3 separate regions of the Mus musculus genome follow, and regions 2 and 3 are each linked to region 1. The links are chromatin loops, found by intact Hi-C in ENCODE. Cell type or tissue: heart. All regions are shown on one strand. Links, peaks and the distances in the headings refer to the core of each region. The heading gives the core; the rest is flanking DNA.

Evidence for each region. Peaks named below come from ENCODE experiments on the same cell type or tissue, not always from the same donor. Only the 100,000 strongest peaks of a DNase experiment are listed, where the experiment ranks them.
Region 2: it touches region 1 in a loop (4-fold over the local background); 3 of 42 quality-filtered maps call a loop at or near these places.
Region 3: it touches region 1 in a loop (2.7-fold over the local background); 10 of 42 quality-filtered maps call a loop at or near these places.

What each region holds. Positions count from the first base shown.
Region 1 is chr6:54,971,061-54,979,163 of GRCm38, reverse strand. Gm24230 (a small nucleolar RNA gene) reads right to left here and starts at 4,513; the gene lies at 4,385-4,513. Nod1 (nucleotide-binding oligomerization domain containing 1) reads left to right here and starts at 6,552. Exons shown (of 12, transcript NM_172729.3): 1 at 6,552-6,895. In heart, for the core only: CTCF peaks have their summits at 4,481 (motif pointing left) and 6,096; DNase peaks (open chromatin) are centred at 3,353, 4,423 and 6,093; H3K4me3 peaks cover 571 bases; H3K27ac peaks cover 79 bases; H3K27me3 peaks cover 668 bases.
Region 2 is chr6:54,582,232-54,590,334 of GRCm38, reverse strand. It overlaps Fkbp14 (FK506 binding protein 14), which reads left to right. Exons shown (of 4, transcript NM_153573.2): 2 at 911-1,062; 3 at 4,405-4,532. Among named protein-coding and RNA genes, the nearest start is that of Fkbp14, 6.9 kb to the left of the region's middle. In heart, for the core only: a CTCF peak has its summit at 3,986; no DNase peak of the experiment used is centred there.
Region 3 is chr6:54,914,457-54,922,559 of GRCm38, reverse strand. No RefSeq gene overlaps it. Among named protein-coding and RNA genes, the nearest start is that of Nod1, 54 kb to the left of the region's middle. In heart, for the core only: a CTCF peak has its summit at 4,847 (motif pointing left); a DNase peak (open chromatin) is centred at 4,809.

The DNA of each region.
Region 1 (8,103 bases), core at 1,461-6,460:
AAGGCCACTGTGGACCACACAATGAAATTCTATCTCAAAATAATAGCCAAAAAAGAAATGGATAACCATGGAAATGCTTAAGTGTAACTCTTGGAAAGCTATGAACAGCATATGTAGTGAAAACACAGTAGTATGAACAGTGTGTGTACTGAACAAAGAAATCAAGGTGGGCATAAAAGGATGGAAGACAAATGGTAACAGTCAAGTGTTGAAAGATCCAAAGATAATGTTCATGGGGATGATCCATGGTAAAATTGTCTGCTCTCCCCTGACCCAGAACAGACTCAACAAATCTGCTGTCAAAATTGTAACATGATTCATTTTTCTAAAACTGACAAAGTGAAATAGGTAAGGGGATTTTTAAAAATGGCAATAAAATGGGCACTCGATGTAGTTGCTGGTGAAGGACTGAATACATAGAGCGATGGAGCAGGATGAGTGCACAGAGCAATGGAGCAGGATGAGTACACAGAATGATGAAGCAGGATGAGGACACAGAGCGATGGAGCAGGGTGAGTACATAGAGCTATGGAGCAGGGTGAGTACACAGAGCGATGGAGCAGGGTGAGTACATAGAGCTATGGAGCAGGATGAGTACACAGAATGATGAAGCAGGATGAGTACACAGAGCGATGGAGCAGAGTGAGTACACAGAGCGATGGAGCAGGGTGAGTACACAGAGCGATGGAGCAGGGTGAGTACATAGAGCGATGGAGCAGGATGAGTACACAGAATGATGAAGCAGGATGAGTACACAGAGCGATGGAGCAGAGTGAGTACACAGAGCGATGGAGCAGGGTGAGTACACAGAGCGATGGAGCAGGGTGAGTACACAGAGCGATGGAGCAGGATGAGTACACAGAATGATGAAGCAGGATGAGTACACAGAGCGATGGAGCAGAGTGAGTACACAGAGCGATGGAGCAGGATGAGTACACAGAGCGATGGAGCAGAGTGAGTACACAGAGCGATGGAGCAGGATGAGTACACAGAGCGATGGAGCAGGATGAGTACACAGAGCGATGGAGCAGAGTGAGTACACAGAGCGATGGAGCAGGATGAGTACACAGAGCGATGGAGCAGAGTGAGTACACAGAGCGATGGAGCAGGGTGAGTACACAGAGCGATGGAGCAGGATGAGTACACAGAGCGATGGAGCAGGATGAGTACACAGAATGATGAAGCAGGATGAGGACACAGAGTGATGGAGCAGGGTGAGTACATAGAGCTATGGAGCAGGATGAGTACACAGAGCGATGGAGCAGGATGAGTACACAGATCGATGGAGCAGGGTGAGTACACAGAGCGATGGAGCAGAGTGAGTACACAGAGCGATGGAGCAGGATGAGTACACAGAGCGATGGAGCAGGATGAGTACACAGAGCGATGGAGCAGAGTGAGTACACAGAGCGATGGAGCAGGATGAGTACACAGAGCGATGGAGCAGAGTGAGTACACAGAGCGATGGAGCAGGATGAGTACACAGAGCGATGGAGCAGGATGAGTACACAGAGCGATGGAGCAGAGTGAGTACACAGAGCGATGGAGCAGGATGAGTACACAGAGCGATGGAGCAGAGTGAGTACACAGAGCGATGGAGCAGGATGAGTACACAGAGCGATGGAGCAGGATGAGTACACAGAATGATGAAGCAGGATGAGGACACAGAGTGATGGAGCAGGGTGAGTACATAGAGCTATGGAGCAGGATGAGTACACAGAATGATGAAGCAGGATGAGTACACAGATCGATGGAGCAGGGTGAGTACACAGAGCGATGGAGCAGAGTGAGTACACAGAGCGATGGAGCAGGGTGAGTACACAGAGCGATGGAGCAGGATGAGTACACAGAATGATGAAGCAGGATGAGTACACAGAGCGATGGAGCAGGATGAGTACACAGATCGATGGAGCAGGGTGAGTACACAGAGCAATGGAGCAGGTTGAGTACACAGAATGATGAAGCAGGATGAGTACACAGAGTGATGGAGCAGGATGAGTACACAGAATGATGAAGCAGGATGAGTACACAGAGCGATGGAGCAGAGTGAGTACACAGAGCGATGGAGCAGAGTGAGTACACAGAGCGATGGAGCAGAGTGAGTACACAGAGCGATGGAGCAGGATGAGTACACAGAGCGATGGAGCAGGATGAGGACACAGAGCGATGGAGCAGGATGAGTACACAGAATGATGAAGCAGGATGAGTACACAGAGTGATGGAGCAGGGTGAGTACACAGAGCGATGGAGCAGGATGAGTACACAGAGCGATGGAGCAGGGTGAGTACACAGAGCGATGGAGCAGGATGAGTACACAGAGCGATGGAGCAGGATGAGTACACAGAATGATGAAGCAGGATGAGGACACAGAGTGATGGAGCAGGGTGAGTACATAGAGCGATGGAGCAGGATGAGTACACAGAATGATGAAGCAGGATGAGTACACAGAGTGATGGAGCAGGGTGAGTACACAGAGCGATGGGGGAGATCAGAGAACCCAGGGAAGGACCCACAAGAATACACCAAACTGACTTCTGGCCAAAGTAACTTAATGGGAGAACCTTTGTAGCAAACAATCCTGAATCATAAATGGCACACTGTATAAGAAGAGGGAGGATTTTAGATTCTAAGAGTAAATGTCGGCTATAACCTAACCAGCCACGGTGGCATAGAACTTGGGGAGGACCACAAGTATGAGGCCAATCTGGGCTATATAACAAGACCCTGTTCAGGAAAGCAAACAAACAATAGAATCCCAAACCTGTAAAATTACTAGAAAAAAAGATGTAACTGCCAATTTTTAAACTTTTTATTGTTTCTTTGTGAATTTCACATCCATGGACCCCAAACCCACTCATCTCCCTCTCTCCTAATACCTGCCCTCCACCGTTGCAACTTTCCCCCAAGAGAGGAAAAAAAAATCTCACTCTGGAAGCTTTAGTGTGTCACAGTGTGTCACAGTAAACCCTTTTGTCCACACTTCTTTGCTTTCAAATGGACTCATGAGTCCTTGGTCTGCTTTGAGGCCTCTGGCTTCTTCTACACCATCAATACTGGAACCTCACTGAGATTCCTCTTGGATACCTTGCCCTGTGTCATGGAGATCGTGTAGTTTTGGATCTGTAGGACCAGCCCCTTTATGGATTCCGCAGTTCTTCAATGGGATAGATTTTGGGGTGTGCCAATTCAAAGCTCTGGATCTGGGCCTGAGAGGTAGATGAGCTGGTCAGCCCTCCAGTTCTGCACCCACACCACTGGAGTGAGCTCCTCTGCCTCGCCTTGGATGGGCCACCCAATGCTGTCACAAGCAAGGGGCTGAGCCAGCTCTCCTGCTCTCATGCCCTCTTGGCTGGCTCAACCACACTCACACCATCAGGGCCAGCTCTCTTGTGCTGCCAAGGCAGGGTGCAGGGCCCACTTTCCCAAGGGCTGTAGCAGGGGAGGGATGAGGCCAATTCTCCCACTCTCATAACCCAGGGGCCAGCACCCCTGCTTGACATAGGTGGCAAGGGGTGAGAGTGGGGGAAGGCATCTCTCCCTGGTCCTTGTCACCATGTGGCAGACAAATTACCAACCAGCTCTCTCACATTCACACCCTCTGGGCCCACTCACCCACCCATAATTCCCTAATCCAGGGTTGGCTCTACTGTGCTTCTTGGGCAATGTGACGAGTTGTGACGGTGGGGGCAATGTCGAAGCTCTTCTAAGTGCTGGCTAGGGGAGGGGTCAGCTCTCCTAATCTCACCCCCACCCCCACCAACTCTCCCATTATGCTCAAGCAAGGGGTGGGGCCTTTGGTGGTAACATACCCTCTGCTGCTGCAGAGCCATGGATCCAGACATGGCCTCCAGTGGCATCACCAGCCAGGACCTCACCATGGTCCCAGGTCCCAGGTCCCAGGTCCCAGGTCCCAGGTCCCAGGTCCCAGGTCCTAGCTACTCACATCAGGTTGTTCCTCACTACCCTCCAGTCTCCAGTTCTGCCTCTCTTCATTGTGCACACATCCTTCTGCTTCTCTTTCTCTTCCGTTTCTCCACCACTTACGTGCTCTTCTTGGTGGTGTCCAGGGTCTCTGTGTGTCTGGGGTCATCTCAGCAGTGGTCTCAGGAGTGCTATGTCCTGCCTGTGCATTATGATACTAGGCATGGGTTGTCTCAGGCATGGTCTGCCCCTCTCCCCTCCAGGCCTGCTTGGTGCCCGACTGGTGGCCATCTTGGACTTGCTCTTTGCCCAGGCCGGACCACATGTCTCCATAGGAGGGTTGTTTATCTGGTGCCCACAGTTCCAGGGTCCCACGCAGAGTTCGTCCAGTCTTTGGCTCACTCCTCACCCTAGGACCCATCTGGGCCTTTGCAACACTAGACTGGTGGTCATCTCAGGCTCACGTGTTAGGCTAGTAATCCTTCAGTTCACAGATCAGAACACTGAGCATAGACATAGCCTCTCTCTTCTCTGCCACCTACTGACTCCCATGTGACACAGCAGCCACACCAGCAGTGCCTCTAGGGGCAGGGTAGCTGCCAATTTTTAAAATCTAGGAATTGGCAGAGTTCAAACTCAACTCCAAATGTATGACCCATCGAAGTAAAATGAGTAAGCTGGACTTCATAAAATGAAAGGGCAGGCAGGGGGCTCAGGCATATAGCTTGGTTGCTAACCGTCCTTGCCTGGCATGCCCTGAGTTTGGTTCATGGTGTCTGCCCATGCTGGCATAGGTTTTCAATCCCAGCTCTTGGAAGGAGATGCTTAAGGTCATCTTTGGCAATATAGTGAGTTTTAGGACAGCTGAAAGCCTGTCAGAGAGAGAGGGAGAGGGAGAGGGAGAGGGAGAGGGAGAGGGAGAGAGAGAGGGAGAGGGAGAGGGAGAGGGAGAGGGAGAGGGAGAGGGAGAAAAAGAGAAGCAGGGAAAGAAGAAGAAAGAAAAGGCAAATAATTGGAGAAAATATTTACAAGCCACACTCTCAACACACAACATTTAGGTGAATGAACAAGAGACACACAGACATTTTTTCCTCAAGAGAAGATACAGGTGGCATGTAGACAAACGTGAAAAGTCCACGTCATCAGCAAGCTAAAACCACAGCAGTGTCTCACGAGGGCAATACAACTATCCAAATGGCCAAGATGGAATGGGACAGCACCAGAAGCTGGTGATATGCTATGAAGCAGTCACTTAGCTGGTCAACGGTGGAAATGCTAAATGGTTTAGCTATTTCAGAAGATAGATGAATAGGCATTTGAGAAATTGATGCCAAAGGCTGAAAATAGCCCAAAAAGGTAAGCAGTATTTCAAAAAGCTACAGGAACATGTGCTTCGGAATACTGCCCAAGGAAAATAATTAAAGGGGAATCACTATTGATACAAGCAATGGTCTCGGTGAATCCTCTTAGGATTATACTAAATGAAAACAAAATAGCAAAATACTAGAGCCAGTAGGACTGTTCAGTGGGTAAAGGTGCCTGCTACCAAGTCGGAATTCAATTATGCCCCAAAGCCACATGGTGGAAAGAGAAAACCAAGCCCTGCCATTGTTCTATGATCCCCACATGTGCATCATAATATGTATGTACTCATACACCCAAACACACACAAATGTAATACAGAATTTTAAAATGTTATTCCAAAGTGCAGCCTGATTCCATCTATTTTAAAAGTCTTGATACATTTCTAGCAATGCGAACAAGTTTGTGGTTGCCAGAGGCTGAGCACAGGGTGGGACGGTGAACAAGGTTGCTTGGGGTGGACCTGTTCTGTATCTTGACTCTATTAGTAGTCTGTTTTCTGCTTACCATAGCTTTTTTTGTGTTGTAGCTCTTCAAGACTGGGGCAAATTGAGTTACAGGTACATGAATCTGCATTATTTCCTCCAGTTATTTATTAATTTACAAATATCCCAAAATAAAAAGTCCAAAATAACAAGTAAGGAACAGCTGTCCCCAAAAATGTAAATAATAGTCTAAGCAAAAAGCAGAAGGCTAAGAATGAACAGTGCCCTGCAGGTGCACAGTACGGTTGTTCTGGCTCCGTCTTAGCACATCAGGCTCTTAGAATCAAAGTTTTCCTTTCAGTCACTTAGCTGCAGCACTGCAGCACACTGCAGGAGGAGGGAGGCCTTCACGCATGCAAGAACACAGTTCTTGCAGTTTCGGTTTTGCTTTTCTCAGAGGGTCAACTTCATGCGAGTTTTCATAACCATGACTACATGTGGCCAAAAATCTCAAAGCACTTTTGTTTAACTGTCAAAAACGTTTAAAAATATTTATTCGGACGGTTTATTAACATGTTAATTCCTTTACGTAATTCCTTACAGTAAAGGAAAAGGCTCTAGAATATTCGTGGTCAAGAGAAGACTTAACGACAGAGGAGGAGAAAGTCTCCGTCTCTGAAAGTAGATCAAACTGAATCTTATTTTGATCTTAGTTTGCTTAGTTTAACAGCCTTTCTGCCCGGGTCCCGGCATTGGTTGTGGTTACAGGCGCTGGGTGGCACTCTCAGGGGGCGGGCCTTGGCTCTCCGCGGCCGTGGCAGAGCTGGCACGACGAGTTCCCAGGGTGTCACCCCTGGGCGAACTGCGAGGCCTGCCCACTCCCACTGCGCAGTGGCCGCTCGTCCGATGCAGTGTGCGGCGGCTCCTTCCCGGGAAACGAGACAGGGGGGCAGCGCTACGGATGGTCCCCGCCTCCTCCGCCCGCTCCGCCCTGTTCCCTCCCCGGAGCCCACCCGAGCCCAGGCGCGGCCGGCCGTAGACACAGCCAGCTCCTGATCCCGGACCGCGAGCGGTAGCGCCCTCCCTCCCAGCTGTTGTCCCGCCCGATCCGCGACCCTAGTCCCCGGATCCCCTTGCTGAGAGTCACCGTACTCCAGGGCCAACTGAGCCAAAGTCCTGCCAACTTGGTAAGTCATGGGGGTTGGCGCCCGCAGGCTCTGTAACCAGCTGAGGAAATGTAAGGCTGCTGTGGAAGAGCTCTGGCTGAAACTCCAGGGGAGAGACCCCCGCCTCCCACCCCTCACCCAGAGTGTCAGATGCAGCCCTAGTTCAGAGATCAGCGGAATCAAGATCCCAGTGTGATCTAAGGCCTGCGTTTTCAGCCCGCCTGCCTGCAACTTAAAGTGTAGCAAATCCAGACACCCAGACTATTCGACAAATTAATTCTGTCGGAATGTCTAAACTATTGCTTCAGAGCTCCCTTGGTGATTCCAATGTGCACGTAGGGTTAGGAGTCTGAGACCAATGGGCAGGCAGCCTTCAAAAGAAAGTGCCTGCTGACCTGGACCTTCCTGAGCGCGTGCTGCAGACAGGCTGGCTGCTTCCAGGAACCTCCTATGGTCCTGGAGCCAAAGGAGAACTTCCCTTGAGTTTCATGGGATACAAAAGAAGGAAGCAAGACAATGCTTGCTTGGCAGAGTTGCCCGAATATCAAACTGAAAAAAAGTCCTCGAGTGTGCAGTGTTTTCATAGACTGTAAAAAGCATAAAAGTGGACAGACTGCAAAGCACCTTTGTTATTTGCCTAAGTTATTGGTGTTCGAAATTGCCTCGGGAGGCCAGAGAACCCTTGACAAGTGCCCTCCATCCTTTAAGGGTGAAGCCAAAGGTATAGAATGGAGTCTGATTGCCTTCCTAAAAGCAGCCTTCCTGCTTTAGATGTTAAGGATACCTGGAGTGTATGGGTAACTTCCAGGACATCTGTTGGAGAGGAGAGGTTCCTCTGTTGTACCTGGGAGCAGAGATCTGTGTGGTAGTTGTGATCCAGGAGCCACTGGAAAACAGACAGGTATGCTGGCCAGGAGAGAGGCAGACTAAAAACCCAAGGCAGAGAGGTGGGAGAGGGAGGACCCTTGCAAAGGTCACAAGAGTTTTGTTTTTATTGAACATACACCCAGTAAACCTGGTTCCAATCTTTGATTCTGTCACTTGAGTGATGTGATTGGCTGCAAGTTCAAAATGATCCCTTCGAGCCTCTCTTTTCTTACTGGTAAAGTCTAGACAAAGTGAGGCTTAATACAGATTAAGGTAACATCCACCCCACACCTTATGGTCCCTGGCAGGGGCTCTGTTACTAGAAGACAATTATCTATTTGGTATAGCCACTATGATGGAGT
Region 2 (8,103 bases), core at 1,931-6,930, 390 kb after region 1:
GTGGATTTGCCCTCCTTGTGGTTTGAAGGACAGAGGACCAAATCCTGGGGACAATTTTCCAAGAATACCTATTGTCTTAGTCAGGGTTTCTATTCCTGCACAAACATCATGACCAAGAAGCAAGTTGGGGAGGAAAGGGTTTATTCGACTTACACTTCCATGCTGCTGTTCATCACCAAAGGAAGTCAGGACTGGAACTCAAGCAGGTCAGGAAGCAGGAGCTGATGCAGAGGCCATGGAGGGATGTTCTTTACTGGCTTGCTTCCCCTGGTTTGCTCAGCCTGCTCTCTTATAGAACCCAAGACTGCCGGCCCAGAGATGGTCCCACCCACAAGGGGCCTTTCCCCCTTGATCACTAATTGAGAAAATGCCTTACAGTTGGATCTCATGGAGGTATTTCCTCAACTGAAGCTCCTTTCTCTGTGATAACTCCAGCTGTGTCAAGTTGACACAAAACTAGCCAGTACACCTATCAATGATAGGATTGTCGTTGGCATTAGAGACAAATTTACGATAATACTTACTTTAAAGTATATGTTCAAATTAAGTTTTTTTTTACTATTTTCTCTGCCCTTCTTAAGCTGGCTCAATTTATGAATTTTGCAGCAAGAAAAGTGGGCAGGAAATTGAACTGCTATGAAGACGACTTAGGTGTGTGTGTTTTTAATCCAAGAATTGCTGTTTCCTTTCATTTCTAAGTTCATAAGCTTAACCACTGATGGGTAGAAACACATGAAGCACAGCAAGAATCTTTGCTTTTAAGTCACACACACACACACACACACACACACACACACACATCTCTAATGTATAGAGTGCTTACCTAGCATGCACAGGGCTCTGGCTTCAATTCCTAGTGGTTAAGAACAAAATGAGCTTTTAAAATTCTGCTGTGTTTCCTTTCTGGCAGTCACAAACATAACAATGGTCAGCCTGTCTGGTTCACCCTGGGCATACTGGAGGTTCTCAAAGGCTGGGACCAAGGCTTGAAGGGAATGTGTGTGGGAGAGAAGCGAAAGCTCACCGTTCCTCCTGCCCTGGGCTATGGCAAAGAAGGAAAAGGTAACCCTGTGTGACCCTCCCTGCTGTGTGATCCTCCCTGCTGTGTGACCCTCCCTGCTGTGTGACCCTCACTGCTCTGTGACCCTCCCTGCTGGGTGACCCTCCCTGCTGGGTGACCCTCACTGCTGGGTGACCCTCCCTGCTGGGTGACCCTCCCTGCTGGGTGACCCTCCCTGCTGGGTGACCCTCCCTGCTGGGTGACCCTGCCTGCTGGGTGACCCTGCCTGCTGGGTGACCCTCCCTGCTGGGTGACCCACCCTGCTGTGTGACCCTCACTGCTGTGTGACCCTCCCTGCTGTGTGACCCTCCCTGCTGAGTGACCCTACAAGCTGTGTGACCCTACCAGCTATGTGACCCTCCCTGCTGTGTGACCCTCCCTGCTGTGTGACCCTCCCTGCTGTGTGACCCTCCCTGCTGTGTGACCCTACCTGCTGTGTGACCCTACCTGCTGTGTGACTCTACCAGCTATGTGACCCTACCAGCTGTGTGACCCTCCCTGCTGTGTGACCCTACCTGCTGTGTGACCCTACCTGCTGTGTGACTCTACCAGCTATGTGACCCTACCAGCTGTGTGACCCTCCCTGCTGTGTGACCCTACCTGCTGTGTGACCCTCACTGCTGTGTGACCCTACCTGCTGTGTGACCCTCACTGCTGTGTGACCCTCACTGCTGTGTGACCCTCCCTGCTGTGTGACCCTCCCTGCTGTGTGACCCTCCCTGCTGTGTGACCCTCTCTGCTGTGTGACCCTACCTGATGTGTGACCCTCCCTGCTGTGTGACCCTACCTGCTGTGTGACCCTCACTGCTGTGTGACCCTCACTGCTGTGTTACCCTCCCTGCTGTGCAGCTCACAATGCTTCCCTCTCTAGAGGAAACCTGCCATCTCGCTCTAACAATGCAAGAAAAGTGTCTTGATTTGAACCTTTGGAATAGGTTCATCAGATGTAGTTTGATGGATGGCTGTGTCTAGTTACAGCCAGGAAGTTTTCCACACCACAGCTCTCACTGGGAGAGTTGCATTCTTGCTTTTAAACCTATTTGTAAAGTTCTCAATAGCTTAATTTTATTTTATTTATTTTTGGTTTTTCAAAACAGAGTTTCTCTGTGTAGCCTTGGCTGTCCTGGAATTTGGTCTTTAAACCAGGCTGGCCTTCTAACTCAGAGATGTGCCTGCCTCTGCCTTATGAGTTTTGGGATTAAAGGTGTATACCACCACTGCCTATCTGTGTGGTCCACACAGCTTTTGTGGCAATTTTTTCCAAGGCACTGACACCTGGTATTTTAGCTGAATTCATGCAGCGCTCGGGCTGTCGGATGATGCTTATCAGCTGGCCCCAGAGGTAGTTTCTTCACTGAAATCTGATCTGGGCCAATGGCCATATCTGAAGAGACAGGATTGTGAACTTTTACCACCGTGTTGTTATTAACCAATTGGAACTAACTTGAGTGTGTTATAATTGGGGTTAGCCATATAAGATGTAGCTCACTTATTAAAAGTGCCATTTGCAAAAAATAAAAAATTATACATGAAATATGTTCAATGTAAAAGTAGCAAATAGATTTTGTGTCTGTCTAGCTTTCCCCATGGGAAGTATATGCACATAGAAAGCAGATCACAATGAATAAAATATTAATAGTATACTGTGATTCTGAGAATTACATTCATTTCTGAGTCTATCTTACAAATTCTCTATGAAGAAAATGTAGTACTTATACAGTGAAGAAAATAATTGTAAGAAGTCATCAGAAGCAGGCAGAGAATCAGTCTGATGTGGTGTAATTAGATCTCGTGGCATTTTTCAGCCGAGCATAGCCATTGACAAAGTATGGGTGAAGATTCCTCGCCTGTTTCCTAGGGAGGTTAAGCGCTGTATGTGCCTATGATGTACTCCGAAGCAGGACTGGCTCTCTAAGCTATGTTCCACTGCCATGGCTATTAAACACATTCAGTTCTAATTATATTCTTTGCAGGAGAAATGGAGCATCCTAGAAGAGGTTTCTCTAGTGCCTTTAGATGTAATCTGTCTCTTCCCCGTGCCACTGCTCTTTCAGTACTAACTCTATGTTTGCAACAGTAGTCGTCGTCCGTGACCTAGTTAGCTCAGCTTCACTTCGTAGCATGCAGAGATCTAAGGCTGAGTTGTTTCCTTTGGTGTCATGGAACTAATTCTTCCACTAATTTTGTAGTATTTTAGTACATGCTTGCATGCCTCCTTGGAAAGATACCAGCTTTCCCACCGGTCTATGCATGTCCCTTCCCTGTCTCCATCGGCAACGGTAAGCTTTGGCTCATCCTGTGAGTGTTTTTCTCTTAGAAACTGACTACCCTTTCATAGAACTTTGAGGAAATGGGGACACAGTGAAGTCTTGTCTAACAAGTGTATCTTGACCTCTGTACCCTGACCTTTATATTAAATAGAGAAAGCAAGTTTGAACAACAACAACAAAAAGCCTAAAATTCCAAGAAAGTTTGTTTCTTTGACTCTTAGGGTTTTTTGTTTGTTTGTTTGTATCCCCAGATTTTTAACAAGTTGTTTTTTTTTTAACTTTTAAAGATGTGTTAGTTTCCTTTCAGAAGTTGATTTAGATTTCCCTTTTCTGATTAAATGTCTCAACAAATAAATGCATAAAGTCCTATGTCAGGAGGTATCCGAAGTCGTTGAAAAATTTGAATGTTCCTTTATTATTTTTAAAACCATGAAACATCAATCCCTATTTATCAAGAATAACCCCAAGGGTATTATTTTTTTATGGATATTCCCCCTTTGTCCTCTCCATGATACCTAAGGTAGAAAATTGTCAATCATTTTACAGATAAGGGACAGAAGCGAGAGGTGGCAGATGTGAAGTTGAAGTTCAGTTGCGCTCCATGTTCACAGAGCTCCCACTATTAAATACTGCCTCCCAGTGGTAGACACTGTAGTGACAGCCCTGTGTACTTGAGGGTCAAGATTTTCTGATCTAAATTAACAAATCTTTTATAATGTAATTCAGTCTGAATTACTCAAGTCCTTTAGAAGTCATTCTTGAAGTGTGACATGAAGGGCCTGAATTGTATTTGAAAATTAGTGTCAAGGCCTTTATCATATCCACCTGTGTGTGTTTTTACTGCTACCCAAACGCGTGCTTTTCTTCTGCCAGTTTGGGTTGGTTATTCCTCCCTCTGTTCTACTTTTCTTTCCTGGGTAAAGTATGATCTAGAAATAAGTGATTTCTACTATCTGTGACCATTGTAGAGCACCTCTTCATTGAATGTAGTTAGAATGTCTGCTACTGTAATTGATTTTGTTATGAATACTTTTAGATCTTGTAAATAAAAATTTCCCCACCTCCTCATATCAGGTAAAATCCCTCCAGAGAGCACACTGATATTCAACATTGACCTCCTGGAAATTCGAAATGGCCCAAGGTCCCACGAGTCGTTTCAAGAAATGGACCTCAATGACGACTGGAGACTCTCTAAGCATGAGGTGACTCTACCTTCTGCCTCTCCTCTGTTTTTCTTCTGCTTTTATTTTAAGCTCCCGTTTTTAGAAATACCTGAGCTGCCAGGAGAAGAAAAACAAGTTTTCTTCAAAGGAGTGACAATGGGTATGTCAGCCAGACCCAGGGCAGGGCTCATGCTCAGAAGTAGTGGCCAACATAAATCGGACCCCATGGTTTTTAGTGGGTTTTTCCCTTTTTTTTTTCCCCTTGAGACTGATTTGTATCAACTCCCATGCGGCTCTTCTTTACACCTGATTGTGCCATTTTATTTCCAAATACACACACTGTATTGACAATCTTGTTTCCGCCTTGAATTTTCTACCAGTTTTTGTTGTCTTTTATGAGCCTGTTCCAGTGAGGGGCGAAGAGTTAAATGAGATTGATAGCAATATATTTACCTGGCTAGGCTGTAACTATTTCTTTTTATTACTATTATTTTTAATTAATTATTTTATTTATTTAGATTTCAAATGTTGTCCTCCTTCGAGGTCTCTCCTCCATGAATCCCACCGAACCACCACCACCTTTGCCTCTAAGAGGGTGCTTTTCTGCCCACCCAGCTACCCGCTCCCTCCTCACCCCTCTAGCATGCTCCTTCTCTGGGGCATCAAGTCTCCATGGGGGGGGGGTGGGGGCTCCTTTTTTTTTAAGAGAACATGAAATTGGATGGAGGGAGGGAATCTGGGAGAGTTGCGGGTCGGGAAAGAATATGATTAAAATAAACTATACTATATATAAGTTCTCAAAGAGTAAGTGATAAGGAAATTTTTATTTAGGTAAAATATTATTTACAGCCCTTTTTTGGTAGGAAATCACTGCTTAGGGAAGTGTGTTGGCTGAGGGGCGTGCCCAGTCTCCTGCCGCTTCCCTTCTCTCCTAGGCTTAGAGTTGACTGTGTCAGCCGGGGATCTTGGAAAGCATTTCTTTTTTCCATGACGGTAATGACTGCATGAGACACGCGTGGGTCCTGGGAACTTTCCCCTGTGGACGGTTTCTGCCGAAGATGGCCAACTGGCTGTTGAACGGCTTTCAGAGAACTCTCCAAGGGGCGATTTGCCTGGCCAAGTTTATCCAAGTCAGCCTCCGCGGGAGGGCATTTCTGGATTTTACACAGAGGGGAAATTCTTCCTCGGCCACCTGAAGGCCTGGCTTTTGAGGTGGGAGGAGGAAGAAGGGTTTTTCCGTGTCTCAAGCCCTCCCGGCTGTCATAGCTATTGTGGAGAGAGAGCAGAGGTAGACACACGCCCGTGGTTCTCGCTGCCAGACCCCAGTCAGCCAGGCCCCAGCAGGATGCTTGGTGTTTTGTTTTGTTTTGTTTTGTTTTGTTTTGTTTTGTTTTGTTTTTGTTTCTTCGAGACAGGGTTTCTCTGTGTTGCCCTGGCTCTCCTGGAACTCACTCTGTAGACCAGGCTGGCTTGGAACTCAGAAATCCACCTGCCTCTGCCTCCCAAGTGCTGGGATTAAAGGCATGTGCCACCATGCCTGGCTTTGAGCTTCACTCTAAGAGCCAGGAACTGATGTTGTCTCAAACAAAATTACTGGGGACCAAGGGAACTTGACCAATACTAATGGGTTTGTTTCTTTGTGGTTTTGTTTTGTTGCATGTTGCTTTGACTGAGACAGGATCTCCCTGTGATGTCCAGGCATGCTTTGACTTTGTGACCCTCCTGCCTCAGCTTCTTCTTCTTTTTTTTTTTTTTTAAAGATTTATTTATTCATTATATGTAAGTACACTGTAGCTGTCTTCAGACACTCCAGAAGAGGGAGTCAGATCTCCTTACGGATGGTTGTGAGCCACCGTGTGGTTGCTGGGATTTGAACTCTGGACCTTTGGAAGAGCAGTCGGGTGCTCTTACCCACTGAGCCATCTCACCAGCCCCTGCCTCAGCTTCTTGAGTGTGGGATTTAGGGTCCGAGTCACTGGGTTTCAAACACTGTGGTGTTAACAGTTAACCTTTCCCCTCTGTCCAAGATAAAAGGTAATTCTCTCTCACTAAAAACAAACAAACAAAAAATTATATGACATTCTCATGACTTAAAAAAATCAACTGATTGAAGTTAATAATAATATATATGACGGCGTCTTTAACTGGGCATGGAACTCAGTTGTCTAGCATTTCTTTAGAATGTGCAAGGCTCTGAGATCAATCCTAAGCACGTCATAAACGAGAAGTGTTTCCTGTGCCCATGTCCTCTTCAGCCTTCACTGGGTCCCTTCACCTCATTTATTACTTTCTAATGTATTTTTCCAGTGTTAATACAAATATTATTAGTTCACCTTTTCTGACTCAAAAGGTAGGAAAGACGTACATACTATTTAGTAGCTTCCATCCATCATTCACAGAACTGTGTCTGCATTAATCCAGACAATAACTTTGTTTCCTCCTCCTGGGCCCCTTGCCCTCTCCTGGGTCTCCCTCTCCTTACTTTTGCTCCAACTGCGTTATATCACGTTACCCTAAATAAATAGCACATACTGACAGGTCAGAGTTTGGGGAGAGAGGACTGAGATCACTGGTCCAAACTGGCAGGATGGGGACGGGATGGCAAAGGGTGATACAGGTTGGGTTGCAGTTTCACGAGGAGTTGGAAGCAGCATTTCGGTTATGCGTTTTTATGCATGTGATTTGCATATGTGGTGCAAGTGTGCAGTGTGTACACCCACGAGTGTATGCCCATGAGTGAGAGGCCAGAAGAGCGGGACACCAGGTGTCTTCCCCCACTGCTGTCTGCCTTATTGCCTTGAGATTGTCACTGAATCATTTTGGTTAGTCTGGCCGCCTTAGTTTTGGACCTCTCCTTTTCTTCTCTTTGCAGCTGGAGTTGCAGGCACATGCGCCTTTTGCAGTGCTGGGCGTTTGAAATTGGGTCCTCATGCTTCCGCAGCAAATGGTCACAGCCACTGAGCCATCTCCCCACTCCTCCATTGTATTTTAAAGACAATAGAAAACGGTAACATAGACACTCACAAGACCCTGCTTTGATTTCTAAGTTCACAGGCTCTGCTGGTGTGGCCTCATCACAACCTGTACACAGTTCTTTCTACTCGTAGACTTGGGTTCAAATAAAAAGGAAGACTGGAATCATATTTTAGGAGGGATGTCTAGAATTCTGACTCTTCCAAGAGAAGAAAACCCAATGAAACCAGTGTATCCGAAAGCAGCCATCCTTCAAGTGCGCGGCAGTGTTTGGCTCAGTGCTGCTGAGCCAAGCTGGCCAAGGAACACAGCTACGGGACAGTTGGGGCTAGTGGTCACTCTGTAGGCCCCACTGCCGACGGCACTTTGTTTGCTTATTTGTTTCATCAGAGAAAGCTGATTTGATTCTAGCACATAATTGTTTCAAACCTCTTGATTAGGAAAGCTTAAAGCCAGCCAGGCAGTGGTCGTGCATGCCTTTAATCCCAGCACTTGTGAGGCAGAGGCAGGCATATTTATGAGTTCGAGGCCAGCCTGGTCTACAGAGTGAGTTCCAGGACAGCCAGAGCTACACAGAGAAACCCTGTCTTGAAAAAAACAAACAAACAAACAAACAACACAAAAAAGTGTAAAGCCT
Region 3 (8,103 bases), core at 1,931-6,930, 57 kb after region 1:
GTTTCTCTCTCTGTTTTTCTCTCTGTGTTTCTGTGTGTTTCTCTCTCTCTCTCTCTCTCTCTCTCTCTCTCTCTCTCTCTCTCTCTCATGAGCGATAGTATAGCATTCACATAGAGGTCAGAAGACAAGCTTTTGGGGGGGGGGTGTTTCAGTTCTCTTCTTCTACCATGTGGGCTCCAGGGATTGAATTCAGATCATAAGACATGATCATGAACTCAGATCAAGATGGCAAGTGCTGAGCCATCTTGATGGCTCATGTCTTGGAGCTGTGTGTGTGTGTGCGTGTGTGCACGCGCACGCACAGGCATATATGAGTGTGCACATGTGAATGTAGAAGTCTGAAGCCTTGTTTTTTTGAGACAAGATCTCTCACTGGCCTGGAACTCACTGAATAAACTAGGCTGGGGGTGAACAGGCTAGGCTGGGGGTCAGTGATCTCTAGGGATCCTCTGCCCCTCACCATCGGGATTACAACTCCCTGCTACCATGCCTGGCTTAAAAAAAAAACACAGGTCCTCACACCTAAAGGTAAGTTCTTCACTGACTGAGCTGTCTCCCCACCCAGGAACTTCCTTCCAAGTCACTATGTACCTGGGAAGAATTAACTTCCCCACTGCCCACTCTTCCACAGCCTGCCTGCTGGCTATGGCTGTTAGAGTCTTGACTTCTCTTTTGACAAATGAGAATGGAAGAGTTCTAACTCAGGAGGTTGTTGTGAGGAAGAAGTGAAGTGGCATTCGGGGTACTGAGCAGTGCTGGCACAGGGTCCCCACCCTACAGGCTCCAGTTACCACAAACCTGACATCCTCATGTCCTGTCCAGTGGATTCTCCACTTGTTTCTTCTCTCTCGGGCAGAGAGCATCTCCCAGCAAAGTCAAAAAGGACTGAGTGTTCTCATTGCCTCCACAGCTTACAGGGCATCACGCTTCCTGTAATACTCTACCTCTGTCAATGAAAAGCAGTGCTTAGTCCTCAGCAGAGTTCCTGAAGGACACTGCAGCAGAAGTGTGGACTTGCTGAGCACAGCTGGGGGCCATGTCTCCGCTGTGCAAGAAAGAGCAAGACAGGGGCTAGAACTGCAGTCTGTGCAGACTTATGCCATGGACCGTCCAATTTCCTTACAGATTCTGGAATGTGGTTTCATCTTGAAATAAACATCTAGAAATCTTAATCGTCACACACATAAACTATTCTTTGATATAGCGAAGTCCCAAGCTGGTGCTTTGGGAAAGTGATTGTATATTGATGTTCTGGCCTCATCAAAGGGTTAATCTATTAAGTTATTAGAGGAGGGTGTGAAGCTTAGTTGAGGTCAATTCTTTAGGTCAGTGGAGACATGTCCTTGCTCCCTAGCCCAACTGGTCACTCACTGGCTTCCTTGCTCTTGCTACTTTCTGCCCACCCTGAAGAGAGCAGCCGTCTTCCACCCCACCCTTCTGCCATGATGTTCTGCCTCTCCCAGGCCCACAGACAGAGTGAAGGGTCCACAAGTTGAAACAAGTTATCCAAGTTAAACTTTTCTTCTTTAAGTTACCTGCACTCCAGTATTTTGTCACAGTGATGGAGAGTTAACACTACCAAACAAGGAACGGTGGCCTCATCACTGTTTTCAGTTCACTTCCAGACATGGCACATACCTGTTTCTGGTACCTAACTACTTAGTTTACAGAAGCAAACACAGCCTTGCTGTGGTGCTGAGGTGAAACATCGGCCATTATCCAGCTCTGCCTCTCTAGAGGAGGACGAGACATGCTCACACAGACAGGTAAAAACATGTCCTGTAACAAAGCTGTGTGGGTGTCAGGGAGCACCCCAACACTGACCTCATCGCCTGAGATGGAAGGAACCTCACCCACAATCAGCTTAAGGTTCCCAGAGGCACTGAGTGCTGGAAAGGCTCCCTGTGATAATTTAGAACAGAACGAGGCTGTAAATAAGAAAATGAGAATGCTGAATAAGCTGTGGTTTGTCCCAGCCCCCCTTAATTACTTGGCTACTTTGAGTTGGTGTCTAATGCCTTGAGATTTTCCCTTGATTGCTCTCTTCCTCCGTGCACATTTGTTTTTGTTGTAAAACCAACCTTATAATGTTGAGCATTGAAAAATACTGCATATAATCGTGTTCCTTTTCTATTGCTTTGACCAAACACCTCAGAAGTACAGCTTAATGAAGAGATGTGGGCTCATGGTTCTGTGGTTTCAGGCCAAGGCTGATCAGATCAGTACCTCTAGGCTTCTGGTAGCAGGCATGTATGGCAGAAGAGGCTGTTTACCTCATAGCCATGGAGCAGAAAGACCCAGAAGTTAGGGAATGAGGCATTAGCGTTCCCTTTGTAGGCTGGTTTCAGCGATCCACTTCCTCCAATAGGCCCATGTTCCCAGTGTCCACCATTCCCAACAGTCCACTGAGCTTCAGGTCCACTCCAACCCTCATCAGCCGAACACCTCTCAGTGGGTAGCTCTACCAATTGGGGTCTAATACATATAAGCCTTTGGGCGTATACTTCATACCCAAATCAAAACAGTAATAATACAGCTACTTTAATTTTTTGTAATGATTGTTTATACTTTGCTGAAATATCTTTAATTAAAAAATGGGGCTGGTGAGATGGCTCAGTGGGTAAGAGCACCCGACTGCTCTTCCGAAGGACCAAAGTTCAAATCCCAGCAACCACATGGTGGCTCACAACCACCCGTAATGAGATCTGATGCCCTCTTCTGGAGTGTCTGAAGACAGCTACAGTGTACTTACATATAATAAATAAATAAATCTTTTAAAAAAATGTATTTGTGTGTGGGAGAGGGTTGGGGGAGCAGTACATGCATGCATGCCACAGTATGTATCTGGAGGTCAGAAAGCAACTTTAGGAGTTGGTTCTTGCCTTCCACCGTGTAGGCACCAAGACTCACCAGGCTTGTTGGAAAATGTCCTTAGCCACAGAACCTCACTGACCCTCAAACACCCCTCTCACTGTTGCAATCACACTGTGTGTCTGCAGATATTTTTATGTAACTCTGACTGGCCTGCAACTCACTATGTAGAATAGACCTCACTGAGATCTGCTTGCTTCTGCCTTCCAAATGCTGGGATTAAAAGGTGTGTGTAAACACACACTATGTCTGCAGTTCTTTTTTAATAAAACATTTCTCTCACATTCTCATGCTCTTAATAACTACCAGTTGTGTTCTACAAATTTGAGAATTTAATTTAATTTAATTTTTCGCTTAATTACATTCTAGTGATTAGACATTCATGCTTCCAGACTGACTGTAGTGCTGGTGATGATAGCAATGTTTTGGTAGAATTGAAAATCCTTAAAGAGCCAGGCGTGGTGGCGCATGCCTTTAATCCCAGCAGTTGGGAGGCAGAGGCAGGCGGATTTCTGAGTTCGAGGCCAGCCTGGTTTACAAAGTGAGTTCCAGGACAGCCAGAGCTATACAGAGAAACCCTGTCTCGAAAAAACAAACAAACAAAAAAAGAAAATCCTTAAAGTTATTTCTTTGGAGCGGGATGGTCGAGGCAGAACTCTTCCTATTATGCAATTTTATTTCATTGTCACCCAAGTTACGGGTGTGAGGAATGATTTAGAAAGACAGAAAACCAGAGAACAGTGTAATATAATAACCAAGGGCATTTCCATGGAAGAGGAAAGCTCTGTGGCCCTGCCCTTCAGCCTAGACACTGTCCAAACACTGCCCATGCCCCAGATGTGCATGTCTGAAGATTGTTCACTGGTGGTGGCAATAATGGCCACAAGAGGAGTTGGCAGTCCCAAAGAGTGGCTCCCGTTGTAAGGAGGCCTGCGTGTGATGGTGGGAAGTATGCAGGGGTTGGACTCTTCCTTGACTGAGGCATGTCATATCTCTGGGTGGGTTCACTCGACCCGAAGAAGCCCAGTCTAAGCCCAGGCCAGTGGAAACTGCTTCCCTGCACAGCCTCGTGGAGTGGAAATGCTTCTTGAACAGGGACAGTGAGAATCAGGGATGCAATTGTGCACATTGTCTTGTTAGCCAGGACAGGCTTATGATGAAGCAAGCAAACTGTCAGGATGGGACCTGGGCACATGTGGAAGACCACACTTATCCTGTTTGGGACTTCAGGCTCACGTGATCCAAACCCTCACTCCACCAGAGAGTAAACTGGTATCAGGTGGCAAGAGTGACAAGGGAATGCCACACAGCTGATCACTGGTGGCGCTGAAGTGAGAACACAGTTCAAAGTCTTCAGTTTACTTTGCAACTAACTAACTAACTAACTAACTAACTCCTTGCCTATTAAGTGCGGGCAGGCAGGCCAAGCAGAAAGGGACTTTTCTGCAAAGGCACAGTGAGTCTGTTTGGCATCCAGTATTTCTCAGGAAACCTCACGTTTACTCCTTCAATTAAGATGCCTGCATTCCAGGACACTGGAGTCAGGCTGAAGGGCATCAGTGAGCGTTGTGTCCGGGGAGCACCATGGGATAGCATCGTGGGCAGGAAGAGTGCGATAACCAACAACTGCATCCTCCATCCTCCATCCTCCAGCCAGGAGACTGGGTAGATGGAAGTCAGCAGGTACATTCTAGAGCTGCAGTCACATGGGGTGTGTGTCTGTGACTTTCATTACAGGAGGACCTCAAAGAGCCAACTGTACCGGGTCCCTGGTGACAGGTGCACTATTTCACTCTCTCATTTCTTAAAATAAAATTATTTACTTGGTGTGTGCCCGCCCATGCTCACATGTGCATTTCCCCCTGTGAACGTGGGTATGTGCATGCCATGGCTTGCATATGGAGGTCAGGCTCCATGGTCTCCATCCACCTTGAGACAGGGTTTCTTTTGTTTCTGCTGCTGTGCTGCCCTCTTCAGGCCAGAGAACTGACAGGCTTCTCTTTGGTTCTCCTACATCTCACAGTAGGGTACTGGGACTACAGACGTATACAACTGCATCTGGTTTGCATGTTGGGTTCCAGACATCAAACTCCAGTCGTCACTTGTAAGCACTTTTACCTGCTAAGCCATGAAACTCAGACCAAAGCAAACTGTGCTAAATAAAAAGAAACTATCTTAATTCCATTTATCCATCACGTCAAAGACAGCAATACACGCAGAGAACTGGCTAAGAACTCATTAAAAGATGACTTGGTCAGTCATTCACTAGTGCTGAGGGTTCAAATCCCAGGGCTTCTGGCAGCTGTGTGACCTTATACAAGTGACTTAGCTTTTCTGTTGTTGAGTTTCCCATCTGTAAGCAGGCTGGTTAAATAATGCTCCTCCTGTAGGGTTATTTGAGCAAGCAGGTTAAATAAATTAATATAAAGCTCTTACCCAGTATCCATGCGCAGTTAGGGCCCCAGAAACAGCGACTCCCATTACCTCATCAGTCTGTTTTCCTCTGGTGCTGCCTCAGTGGAAGCAGGAGTTAGGGCAGGCAGAAGCAGAGATGTCCTGTGCTACCCTTCCCAACCTTAAGTATATAGCCAAGACAACACCACCCCTTCACACAGCCCAGACACAAGAGGCCACGTGCAATGCTAAGTGCTGAGGGATGAACCAGCATCCATATCTGTAACTGTCTTCTTTATTTTGTAAAGGGGCCTCGTATCCAGGAAAGCAGGTGTACTGGCTGGTTGTATATGTTAACTTGACACAGGCTGGAGTTATCACAGAGAAAGGAGCTTCAGTTGAGGAAGTGCCTCCATGAGATCCAGCTGTAAGGCATTTTCTCAATTAGTGATCAAGGGGAAAGGCCCCTTGTGGGTGGTATTATCTCTGGGCTGGTAGTCTTGGGTTCTATAAGCAAGCAAGCTGAGCAAGCCAGGGGAAGCAAGCCAGCAAGTAACATCCCTCCATGGCCTTTGTATCAGCTCCTGCCTCCTGACTTGCTTGAGTTCCAGTCCTGACATCCTTTAGTGATGAACAGCAGTTTGGAGGTTTAAGCTTAAGAATAAACCCTTTCCTCCCCAACTTGCTTCTTGGTCATGATGTTTGTGCAGGAATAGAAACCCTGACTAAGACAGCAGGGCATGGGCTGGACAGACAAGAGGCTTTCCATATCAGAATCCATGGCTGAAGTTCGCTTCTGTTTATCAGCAAGTGGTTCTCTTTCTAGCACTTCTTTCTCCCACTCATAACACTGTAGCTCTGACTCCTGCCTGTAATACAAAGATATGAGAACCTGGAGGAGGGAGATGAGACTGGAACAAGAAGGAGGAAGTGGCTGGGCTAACTCCTGGAAATTGACTTCCTTCCACTGCACAGGTGGCCAGCTGGCCTTACATGTGACGTCACCACCAGCAGCCTGGGTACAGGAAAAGCAAGTTCACAAGCTACTAAACCCGCAGGATGGGCCAGATGCCTGCTGTGGCATTTAGATGTTCAATCAAGTGTTTCATTAGGTGACGTGTAAGGCTCTGATTCCTGCTACTGTGATGTGCTTGCTTACTAGGAAGGGTCTAAGGTCTCACTATACTGGGCTCAACTTTATGATCCTTCTGTCTTAGCCTCTGGGGTTCTGGGAATACAGGTATAGGCCAACACAACCAGCCAAGAGGACTCATTAGTAGCCAACAAACTCTTGTGCCTGCCCCAAGTAGTCCAGTGATTCGCACATCTTCATCATAAACTGACTTCCGGTACATCTTCTCTAATCTCCTCCCCCATGGCACATTTTAGCCACGTGATATGCTGTAATTCTGTTTCAGTTCCAAAGGACCACAGTCAGATCTAAGCTTCCTACCACCCCTGGCAGTATTTGTCTCCCCAGTGCTGCTGCCCTATTTGAGGGTGCTCTGTCTCCTCACATCTGGTAGTTCTCTCCTTGCCGCTACATCCAGAACCCCTCTGTCTGTCTCACCATCGGTCCTTCCATACATGGTACAGTTTTCAGTTCAGCAAGTCACGGGTCTAACAGTGGATTCTTTTCATTCACCTGTCCCAGAGACCATCTTAACCTGTGCAATGACTTCTCCTTTGTTATTTTTTCTTTTGATCCTCCTATGAAAGAAGAGGTCACCATTGGAGCGGCTTCCCTCTAAAACACACGAGGCAGTGGCCCTGTAGGACTTCCACCATGGCCCCTGATTCCTGAAATCAGCCCATGAACAGAGTCAAGAAGCTAGTTTGCTTACCCGTGCTGCTGTTGTACTTTCTCTTATTTCTTGGATTCCCACCATCCTGTCCTCCAAGAGCCCAGGAGCCTCCTCTGTGGGCATCCAAGTTAGCCTCTTTACCACACTAGCATCCTCCCCACATGCATCATATCACTGTACCACTAAGCTGGCCAAGGATCAGGAGGTTCAGAGCAAAATCCAAGTGTTGCACACTCTGCCCCCCCCCCTCCAGCAGACCAGGCAGACCTTCTCCTACAGCTTCCCTCACCACCCCACCCCTTTGTCTCAGCTGCCAACTCCATGCAGACATTCCATGGACACTTGCCTGCCAGGGAAGGGGATGGGTGATCTGCAGATCTTCACTCTCTCCTCTCCTCCCCAGTGTCATCCGCAGCTCCTTGGGAGGCCGCCAGCTGTGGCCTCTCCTCGTGGACCCTCTCACGCACCCTATCCTAGGCAATCTCTATTATTTAGTGTCAGCTCCTAATACCAAGAAACACCTTATTTCTACCTAGAACACCCAGAGGCCACATCTGGAAGGATCCCAGAAGCATTTCTTACCAGGCAACCCATACTCTAAGAATAAAAAGAAGGCAACAGAAACTATAGAGCAAAGCACCCACCCAACTAAGACAAGACCAGATATCAGAACATAGAATTACAATCCTCCCAAACCTAGGTGCCTAGATGCCAGCCCCAAAACGTAATCAGTAACAGCCAGAATAATATGTTTCTGCTGGAGTCCAGCAACCGCACAAGACAAAGACTCCAAAATAGCCTTTATGAGTATATTAGAGGTCCACAAAGAATAAATGAGTGGATCCTTGAAAGAAATCTATGAAAACAGAAACAAACAGTGAATGAAATGAAGAGGACGGTTCAAGACGTGCAAGTGGAAACACATGCTAGAGAGAAAGCCAACACTGATCAAAATCTGGAAAAGGAAAGTTTAGGAACCATAGAGACAACAGAATATGAGAGGTGAAAGAGAGGATCTCAGGCATCAGAGACA